Regions from separate parts of the Homo sapiens genome. Here region 2 is linked to region 1. A link is a loop called in an ENCODE intact Hi-C map of the cell type or tissue named here. Cell type or tissue: CD14-positive monocyte. All regions are shown on one strand. Links, peaks and the distances in the headings refer to the core of each region. The heading gives the core; the rest is flanking DNA.

The links. A loop is a pair of places that touch in the nucleus more often than their neighbours do. Peaks named below come from ENCODE experiments on the same cell type or tissue, not always from the same donor. Only the 100,000 strongest peaks of a DNase experiment are listed, where the experiment ranks them.
Region 2: it touches region 1 in a loop (9-fold over the local background); 1 of 110 quality-filtered maps calls a loop at or near these places.

What each region holds. Positions count from the first base shown.
Region 1 is chr20:34,914,305-34,919,681 of GRCh38, forward strand. It overlaps ACSS2 (acyl-CoA synthetase short chain family member 2), which reads left to right. Exons shown (of 18, transcript NM_018677.4): 7 at 19-133; 8 at 5,131-5,268. Among named protein-coding and RNA genes, the nearest start is that of GSS, 39 kb to the right of the region's middle. In CD14-positive monocyte, for the core only: no CTCF peak of the experiment used is centred there; no DNase peak of the experiment used is centred there.
Region 2 is chr20:34,265,990-34,271,366 of GRCh38, forward strand. ASIP (agouti signaling protein) reads left to right here. Exons shown (of 4, transcript NM_001672.3): 4 at 3,002-3,355. The coding sequence ends at 3,178. It also overlaps a transcript of AHCY not described here. Among named protein-coding and RNA genes, the nearest start is that of ASIP, 27 kb to the left of the region's middle. In CD14-positive monocyte, for the core only: no CTCF peak of the experiment used is centred there; a DNase peak (open chromatin) is centred at 3,142; H3K4me3 peaks cover 1,185 bases; H3K27me3 peaks cover 407 bases.

The DNA.
Region 1 (5,377 bases), core at 257-5,256:
GGCTTTTCTCTTCTCCAGGGGTTTCCCAGTAAGATGCTGCATTGTGGTCAAGCACCTGGGGCGGGCAGAGCTCGGCATGGGTGACTCCACCAGCCAGTCCCCCCCAATTAAGAGGTCATGCCCAGATGTGCAGGTGAGTCTGGCACTGCTATGCCTTTCTCCAGGCTCAAATTCCTTCACTTTTCCTGCCTAGAAAATTCTTGATGTCCTTCTTTGCCTGCTCATCAGTATACTGAGGATCCAGGAGCAATTCTAGGAATGCCTCCTCTAGCAGGGCTAGGTGGGAACTGGAAGACTTTGACCTTGACTGTGGGTAGAGAGGCCCTTGTACCTTGAGAACATAGCACAAGCGATTGTAAGGGAGACTCCTATGCTGGTTGGGGTATCCTTGTGGGCACAGGGGATCCTCAGGGCCTAGGCTTGTGTTAGAAATGTCTAACTTGAGTGACAATATATAGTCATCTCCATTACTAGGCTGTGATGTGGGGTGGGCTATCTTTGTGGCCTAAGGGATGCCCACCTTGGAAGGACCAGAGTCCAGCCCTCACAATATGGCCTTTGTTAGCTTTGGACCCCCAGGCTTCTGGTGGGAATGGTAGAAATGCCCAGTGATGGCCTCCAGGCTGAGCAGCATGAGGGATCAAAGTTCTGGGGTTGAGTAAGAGTCTGTGACTTGAGGCTCCCTGAGGGGTCTTAGGGCTAGAGAGGCTGTAGTCTAGTTTAGGGAAGTTGGAAAGCCCAATCAGTGTTAGGGGTTTTACATATATAGGGGCTGGAATCAGGATCAGGAAAATGGAAGCTGGGAGGACCAGTGAGAAGGGAGTTTGGGGTTTATGACACACTGACCCTTTCCTCCCACTCCCTGTATACTTGGACCCTCCTCACTACCCTTTTCATCCTGGGCTCTTAACAGGGTAAACTGAAAGAGAAATCCAAGCGTGTTCAGCCCCAGGTATCCATTTCTGCACTGCCGTGGGCACCGCTTCTCTGTTTGCTTGTCTGTGTGCTCATCTGCCCTTTGCCTGTTTGCCCCATTGAGGTGGCTGCCAGACCTAACCTCCTTCCCCTTGCCCCTGGGCAACTTGACATCTAAGCCACTGAAGGGTGGTGAAATTAAATGTCCGTTACTGCCTCTGTGAATTGGTATAGAGTATGGATCTTAGAGAGGTAACAGCAGAACACATTTTATCCTGATACTCAGGACCTTTGTGGGAGAGGGGACAAGGTAACCTGTCAGAAAACATTTACTGTGCAGGTAGCTGGAGCAGAGCCGAGAGACAGGAGGAGGAGGAGGTGGAGGAGGTTCAGACCCTGACTTTGGGAATTCACTGTCAAGTTGGGGAGTTAGACATGTATTATTAATACAAAGGAAAATCTAAGTTTTATACAGGACAGCAGAGGAGATTCCTAAATACATTTATATAGTGCTTTGGGATTTATAAACTGCATATAACTTTGTAATATGATTAAGTGCTAAACTGAACAAAAGTCATATTGTAGGTGGTTCTAAGAAGGGAGATCCATAAGGGGGTGCTCAAAGCAGATTAGTATCGAGGAAAGAGTGGGCCTGAAGTCCAGAGACCAATTTTTAGCTGTATGACCTTGAGTAAGTCAATTCTCCCCTCTGGGATTCAGTTTCCTTATCAGTAATGGAGAGATGATAACACATGTTATAAAAGGAAACAGCTTCCCTTCCTAAAACAACACATAAAGCTCACTATTCCTCTGGATTTTACCATCTTCACAGGGTGTCTTACTCTAAATCTGCTATGATTAACCTCTTAGGCCAATGGTAGATATAAGCCCCTTTTCTCTATTCTCATTAGCATGGCGGAGACAGATCTGATTCCTAGGGCATACTGCTTTCCTTTTAAAACTCAGGCAGGACCTACACCCTTTCTTTTGAAAGAGGTGACAAACTTAGTGGCTTAAATTGTAATCTCTGGAGCCAGATTACTTGGGTTCAAATCCTGGCTCTGCCATCTGCTGCTGTGTAAACTTGAACAAATTACTTAAGCTCTCTCGCTTGTTTCTCCATCTGTAAGATAAGGATAATAATTATACCTATGTTATCGGGTTTTGTCAATATATGTAAGGTGTTTGGCACATAGTAACTACTCAATAAATGTTAGCTGTTTTTTCCTTCCCCTTAATGCAACAGACAGATTGGCATTTCTAAAACAGAGACCAGAAAAGAAATAACAAACTCTTGTAATTCTTAATACCAGAGACCTTCAGGCCAAAGGCTACTGGATTTTTGTTTCTTGGAGGTGAAAATAACCAGTTTCCAAAATACCAAAGAGCATAAAAATAGGCTTAAAAAGTCCAGGTTGTTGGTCTGAGAATTGCAGTCAAAGCTGCAAAAATCTTTCTGACAATGGGCCCCATATTTAAAAATTAAAAAATAGTTTTCAAAAGAGCTGCAAAAATCCTGGCAGGGCTCCAAACCCCTTTATCCTTAAACAATCTTCCAGGGAGATCCTGGCAGGGTTTGCAGGGACCCTCCTCAACCATATCGTCTATGAGCTCCCTCATATTCCTCTCCCGTACATGGCAGCTGCCCTCCTTGAGACTATCCTGGTCCAAGGACAAAGGCCAACTCCTCAATTCTTATTTTAGAAAATTCAGACCTTTTCCTGGTGCAGAGCCTGGGGCCTCATAGGCACACACCTAATTCACAATCAAAGGTTGCTTTGCTAATTGAGTTCACTCTGCTTCCTGGTGCTAGTTATCAGTTCCACACCTGGAGTACTCTGACCCCTCCACCTCTATATACACACCCACCCACAAAAGAAATAATAAGATTATAAGAGTGCCCTCATTGCAGAGCCACAGTTGTAACTATGCCTTGTCCTTACATGTACTTAGTGCCTGTTCTGTGGCAGTTCACAGTGCTGTAGACCAGCACCATTTGTCCAAAGCAGTATTGATACTTCTGGTTGAATACCTTAGTGCCCCCATCTCAAGTGATCATTTGGCAGGAAAAAAAGTACCCATGTGACAATGTATGTGTAGATGCATATGGATAGACCAAATCAGGTGTGTTCTTATGTTTTCTAACCGTAGGCAGCTTTCTCTCTCTTCTTCCTTTTTCTAGGCTTGTCGTTTTTATGATGTTGATAATCCAGAAATTTCAAATTCTCTACCATAAGGGGCAGGTGGTACAGAAAGAACGGAGTGGTTAGAGAGTCATTTTCTAATTTATCAAGCTATATATCTAACACTCCAGAAGTTTTTTTAACCAAATATGCACACAACAAATTAGCATATATCCTTATAATGGGAGAATGGCATTTATCTTACACCATCATGTCTACCTGCCAGCCAGGGCCATTGAACATACAAGAATCTAATTAATATGAAAGGACTTTGTGACAGCTAAAGCAAACCCCAAACAGTTCCTATCATCACACTCTTAAGTTTTTGTGGGTTTTTTTTGTTGTTTTTGTTTTTGTTTTTGTTTTTTGAGATGGAGTCTCACTCTGTCGCTCAGGCTGAAGTACAGTGGTACGATCTCGGCTTACTGCAACTTCTGCTTCCTGGTTTCAAGTGATTCTCCTGCCTCACCCTCCCAAGTAGCTGGGATTACAGGTGTCTACCACCACGCCTGGCTACTTTTTGTATTTTTAGTAGAGATGAGGTTTCACCATGTTGGCCAGGCTGGTCTTGAACTCACTCCTCACCTCAGGTGATCTGCCCACTTTGGCCTCCCAAAGTGCTGGGATTACAGGCGTGAGCCACCGCGCCCAGCCCCACACTCTTAAGTTTAACTCCCAGTAGTCACTGAACTAACCTCTGTCTCTCCTGACATTCATCAGTCTTCCTCATCTCACCCCAACCTCTACCCTTGGGGCAATCCAAGGCTTGATGTTTACTAGATAATACTTTTTTCTTTTGGTGTTTACCACATCCTGTGAGTCTGTTAAGGCAAGAATGACTGTCCTCATTTGTAAAAGGAGAGACTTAAGGTAAAGTGATTTGCCCAAGGTCATATAGCTAGGAAGTGGCAGAACTGGTATTGAAGTACACTGAAGATTTTGGACAAATTCAAGGGATCTAACTTCATTCAGCAGATGGTAGACTCAAAATTGGTGTTCAAAGAGGTGATATAGACAGAAAAGTAAAACAGTTTCAAAGGAGAATTTAGAGAAGTTTCAGGATGACAGATCCAGAAGTAATTATCAAAGGCATAGGGGGACATCCTTCTACTGGGAGAAGTCCACCTTGGTCCTTCTTCACCAACTTGAAGCAAAGCTTCCTGCTGAATGGAACCTGTCCCCTCAAGCAAAAGTCTCTATGGGAAACCCTATTGGTACCAGTGGTGTAAAGGCAGGAGCAGAGCTAGGGTAGGAAACACGCAGATGTGGATTGGGTCTGGACATGTAGGCAAAAGTGCTTGGACCAAGATCTGTTGACTTATTTTACTACTAACAGGGTCAGGTGCCCACCTCACCTGTAAGCTCTGACTAATTTTGCATTTCTGAATTGTGTGGTGTCCGCATCCCTGCTAATGAGCCTAGTCCCATAAGTACATATGTATGTATGTAGACCTGTGTGTGCATAGTCATTCATCCAACAAAAATTGACTGAGTGCCAGGCACTTTGCTAGGTGTTGGGAGATATGGCAGGGGTCGGGAGGAAAGACATTTCACCTCCTTCATAGATGTCGCTATCTAGATGGGGAGACAGTAATCAAGTAGACAACTAAACAAAATAACAGGAAATATGTACTGTGTGGGAAAGAAACATGGTGTTGTGATCAATAATAATAGCAGGGTTGGGGGTAGCAATCTATCAGATACTGTTCAGGTAAAGGCTTTCCAAGAAGGTGACATTTCAGCTCAGAATTGAAGGATGGGAAGGGACCAGCCAAGGGTTCCTCCTCAGCCTGAGGCCAGGTGAGAGGAGTTCTGGGGTAGAGATGGGGGTAGGATGGCAGGGTGGTTGGAGTACTCAGTAAGCTTGGGTTCTGCTCCTGTTCTTTCTGTTCCATTCCATCCTTGAAGGGCCTTCTCTCCCTTCCTGTACTCCTACCTGCCTGTCCCACCTCATTCCCTCCAGGGGCAAGGTACGGGTGTATCTTGTCCCCATCTTGAGCTGTTCACAGTTCTTCCCTGCCCATCCCTGCAGATCTCATGGAACCAAGGGATTGACTTGTGGTGGCATGAGCTCATGCAAGAGGCAGGGGATGAGTGTGAGCCCGAGTGGTGTGATGCCGAGGACCCACTCTTCATCCTGTACACCAGTGGCTCCACAGGCAAACCCAAGGCAAGTGTGTGTGTGTGTGTGTGTGTGTGTGTGTGTGTGTGTGTGTGTATTATGTAGGGGTAAGAAGTAAGTTTCTGAGGAAACAAGTAATGAAATTATTTTTTTCCTA
Region 2 (5,377 bases), core at 261-5,260, 650 kb before region 1:
AGTAAATTCTGGGTGAATGGATGGTATTGCCTACCAAAGGCTCTAAATTTGAGGCCTAAATCTCTGTGTTAAAAGGCATAATGGCCAGGCACGGTGGCTCACGCCTATAATCCCAGCACTTTGGGAGGCTGAGGTGGGTGGACCACAAGGTCAGGAGATCAAGACCATCCTGGCTAACACGGAGAAACCCCGTCTCTACTAAAAATACAAAAATTAGCCGGAGGTGGTGGCGGGCGCCTGTAGTCCCAGCTACTTGGGAGGCTGAGGCAGGAGAATGGCGTGAACCCGGGAGGCAGAGTACAGTGAGCCGAGACCGTGCCACTACACTCCAGCCTGGGTGACAGAGCGAGACTCCGTCTCAAAAATAATATAAAATAAAACAAAAAATAAAAGGCAGATTAGGCCAGGCACGGTGGCTCATAACTGTAATCCCAGCACTTCAGGAGGCTGAGGCAGGCAGATCACCTGAGGTTAAGAGTTAGAGACCAGCCTAGCCAACATGGTGAAACCCCGTCTCTACTAAAAATACAAAAATTAGCTGGGCGTGGTGGTGCACGCCTGTAATCCCAGCTACCTGGGAGACTGAGGCAGGAGAATCACTGGAACCCGGGAGATGAAGGTTGCAGTGAGCCGAGATGGCACCACTACACTCCAGCCTGGGTGACACAGCAAGACTCCATCTCAAAAACAAACAAACAAACAAACAAAAAAGGCAGATTATAAAGTGTTAGAAAGGCACTAAGGACACGTTAGCACCAAACTGACCCTTTCAAGTTGAAAAAGATTGAAAAAAGAATCCTTTTTTATTGTATAATTCAGGATCATTTAACATTCACGTACCACCTAAAATCATACCACCATTAACACAGGTTCCCACTTTGGGAAATACTGGACTGAGGCATTGCTGAAATGCACACCTTATTCCTGTCTTAGTGTGCCTCAGTTTATCATATCAACTGTAACCAAAGCAAGGAGCACTGGATTAGGTATTAGGAGGTAGGATCTGGCACTGTGTGATCTTGAAAGTCCCTGCTCTTTTCTAGGCCTATTTTGTTGGCTGTAAAGTGAACAAGCAAGATGAGATTATTGACAGATAAAAATATATAACTGACAAATATATTTATATGCTAAGCACTGGGAACATAGCAGTGAATAAGAAAGATATATCTTATCCTTGGTCTCATGGAGTTTACATTCTTGTGGAGAAAACAGGTGAACAGCAAGTAAATCAATAAATAGGTAAATAAATTCAGATGTTAAAGAGTGCAAAGAAATTACAGCACGGTAATGAGACTGAAGGGAAGAGTGGTCTGGGAAGGCCTCTGTAAGGAAGTAGCATTTAAATAGAGTGAAAAACTCAGTAACCTAGAGCAGCAGCGTCCAATAGAAATACAATGTGAGGCCAGGCGCGGTGGCTCACATCTGTAATCTCAGCACTTTGGGAGGGCGACAAGAGTGAAACTGGCTCTCAAAAAAAAAAAAAAAAAAAAAAAAGAACTGTGATGTGAGCTACATAATTTTAAATTTGCTTATGGCCACTTTATTTATTTATTTTTTTTGAGACAGAGTTTTGCTCTTGTTGCCCAGGCTGGAGTGCAATGGCGCAATCTCCACTCACAGCAACCTCCACCTCCCCGGTTCAAACAATTCTCCTGCCTCAGCCTCCCGGGAGTAGCTGGGATTACAGATGTGCCACCATGCTGGGCTAATTTTTGTATTTTTAGTAGAGACGGGTTTCTCCATGTCGGTCGGGCTGGTCCCAAACTCCCGACCTCAGGTGATCCGCCTGCCTAGGCCTCCCAAAGTGCTGGGATTACAGGCATGAGCCACCACACCCAGTTGATAACCATATTTAAAAAAAAAAAAGGTGCAATTAATTGTAATATTTTATTTAACCTAGTGTATTCAAAATGTTAACATTTCAATATGTGATTAATTTAAAAAGTTATTGAAATAATTTATTTTTGTTGTGCTAAATCTTTGAAATCTGGTGCATAGTTTACAGCACATCTCATTCCAATGCTCAGTTTTGACAAGCATAAAATGTAGTTCTAACTAAAAAGTTGTGTTTAAGAGGAAGAATATTTTTATATTGCTTCAGTTTTACATTTTAAATTTAAATTAATTAAAATTAAATTTGAAAATTCAGTTTCTAGGTTGCACTAGACACATTTCACGTACTCAGTAGCCACAGATGACCAGTGGCTACCTGTATCGAAGGTACAAAAACCAGTGGCTATTTCCTTCCCAGGAAAAGAAGCAGCAAGCTGTGGCAGCAGTGTCCAAGACAGCTCCTGCTGGGTTCCTGCAGCAGGAACTCACCTGCTGCGTTCGGTGCACAGCGGGGCAGCGAAGTTAACAGGGGTCGGAGAGGCAAGCAAGGGCCAAATCTCAAAGGCCAAAAGAAAGTTCATGTTTCATTTTAAGTTCAAAGAGAAACCACTTAGGCCGGGCGCGGTGGCTCACGCCTGTAATGTAAACCCAGCACTTTGGGAGGCCGAGGCAGGCAGATCACTTTAGCTCAAGAGTTTGAGACCAACCTGGACAATAAGTGAGACCCCGTCTATAAAAACATAGAAAATAAAATAAAAATAAATTTAGCCAAGCGTGGTGGTGCGCACATGTGGTCCCAGCTACTTGGGAGGTTGAAGTGGCAGAATCGCCTGAGCCCGAGATCGAGATTGCAGTGAGCCGAGATCGCGCCACTGCAGTCCAGCCTGGCTGACAGAGTGAAACCCTGTCTAAAAAAAAAACAAAAAACAAACAAACAAAAAAAACACAAACTAGGGAGAAGACGACCAGGGCCAGGCAAGAGCCAGGTAAGTCTGGATGGGGATGGAGGTGAGGGAATCTGACTGGGGGAGCGGGCGGTGGGCGGTGGGCAAGCCAGCGGGGAAACCTCTGGTCCGGGATCTCCCTAGCCCGAGGAGCTCCCAGGCAGAGGTGAGGACCGGAGGGGTGGGCGTGGCCGGCTCATAAAGCCCCGGCGTTTCCCACGCAGAAGGAGGCTTCGATGAAGAAAGTGGTGCGGCCCCGGACCCCCCTATCTGCGCCCTGCGTGGCCACCCGCAACAGCTGCAAGCCGCCGGCACCCGCCTGCTGCGACCCGTGCGCCTCCTGCCAGTGCCGCTTCTTCCGCAGCGCCTGCTCCTGCCGCGTGCTCAGCCTCAACTGCTGAGCGCCCCCACTCCCGGCCGCGAGCAGGCAGGGCTTCGGGGACGCGGGGCGCTTCTCGGGCGGGTGATCCCTAACAGGGCGGCTTCCCAGGGCTGCAGGCGGGCGGAGGTTCCAGGAGATGGGACTTCAGGGAGACCTGGCTTGGGCTAAAATCGAAATACAATATATATAGGCTGCTCGAAGGTGTGCGGCTGTTTCTGTAAAGGTCCCGAAAGTTCTCGGTCCCTTCGCCACGGAGTCCCGCGCTGCTCTCCCGGGGCTCAGGAAACCCGGGCGTCCCAGCCTCACAGCTGCACTCCCAGTCACCGCTGCTGCCGACCTGGGGGTTAGGAACGAGGCTATCCCCTGCCTTTAAACCTGGGAACACCCGAGGCTGCCTCCAAAACCAGGAAATTCAGACCAGCCAGGAAGAAAGGAACAGCCTTTCAGTCTCACACATTTCCTCCTAGGTGCTCCCCTCTCCCCAGGGGAAAAAAAAAACGGAAAGAAAGAAAGAGGCCAAGCGCGGTGGCTCACGCCTGTAATCCCAGCACTTTGGGAGGCCGAGGCGGGCGGATCTCCTGAGGTCTGGAGATCGAGACCATCCTGACCAATATGGAGAAACCCCGTCTCTACAAAAAATATAAAATTATTTGGGTGTGGTGGCGCATGCGGTAAATCTCAGCTACTTGGGAGGCTGAGGCAGGAGAATCGCTTGAACCCGGGAGGCGGAGGTTGCAGTGAGCTGAGATCACGCCGTTGCACTCCAGCCTGGGCAACAAGAGCGAGAAACTCTGTCTTAAAAAAAAAAAAAAAAAAAAAAAAAAAAAAAAACAAGAAAAAAGAAAGAAATCCGAGGCTGGACGATCACTTGAGGCCAGAAGTTCAAGACCAGCCTGGGCTACATAGTGAGAGACTCCCCGCCACCCCACCGGTCTGTACAAAAAGTTTTAAAAATTAGCCGGGTGTGGTGGCATGCACCGGTAGTCCCAGCTACTCAGGCAGCTAAGTCAGGAGAATCACTTGAGCCCTGGAGTTGGAGGCTGCAGTGAGCTATGATCACACCACTGCACTCCAGGCTTGGCCACAGAGTGAAACTCTGGTTAAAAAAAAAAAAAAGGAAATAATCATTCCTGTTCTTGTTATAAATCCAAGGTAGTGTCCTGTTCCCTCTCTGTTCCTTAACACAAGAAACAAACACACACACCCCCACACAGGAAAGCTGCCAGATGCTTGTTTTGTTTTCTGTTATTTAGGTTGCAGTCCTACAGGGCAAGAACCTTTTGTTCCTTGTACCACAGTTGCTGCTGAGTAAATGTCATATTGGGAAGATACCGCAGTCACTCCTCGTGTTTTCCAGACACTGTTCACCAAGCAGGCACCATTTGGCCCCCAGGGGTGAGGCCAGGATGCAAAGCTAAAGACTCAGTCGATTAGTAACAAAGCCACTTGGCTGCTGGGTCCAGACAACCACATGGAAGACCAACCCATTCATTCATTCATTCAGCAAATGTGTATTGAGCACCTAGTGTGTGCCAGGTGCTGTGGACATAGTGGTGAAGAAGTCCAATATGGATCCTCTCCTTACAGAGCTTATGGGCCAGTGACCCATGGCCATTGTCTCTTGTTAGAGGTTAGAACCGTTGTTAGCATATGTGGTCTATTCCCTCAGACTATCAGTTTTGGTTTTTCTTTAGAGATGGGGTCTTGCTATGTTGCTCAAGCTGGTCTCAAACTCCTGGCCTCAAGCAATCCTCCTGCCTCAACCTCCCAAAGTGCTGAGATTACAGACATGAGCCACTGGGCCCAGCCAGTTCTTGCTTTTGTTTGTTTGTTTGTTTGTTTTGAGAAAGAGTCTCACTCTGTCACTCAGGTGGGAGTGCAGTGGTGCAATCTTGCCTCACTGGAGCCTCCAACTCCCAGGCTCAAGCTATCCCCCAACCTCAGCCTCCCAAGTAGCTAATTTTTGTATTTTTAGTAGAGACAGGGTTTCGCCATGATGGCCAGGCTGGTCTCAAACTCCTGGCTTCAAGTGAACCACCCGCCTCAGCCTCCCAAAGTGCTGGGATTACAGGTATGAGCCACCACGCCCCACCTCCTTCTCCTTTTCAGAATTCCTCCTCAAGCCTAAAGTGCTAAGAGCATGGTCCTGGGCCTCTCAAAACTCTGCTGGTCTAATGACCAGAACTGAAACTCACATTTGTGACTCAGAGTTATGGTT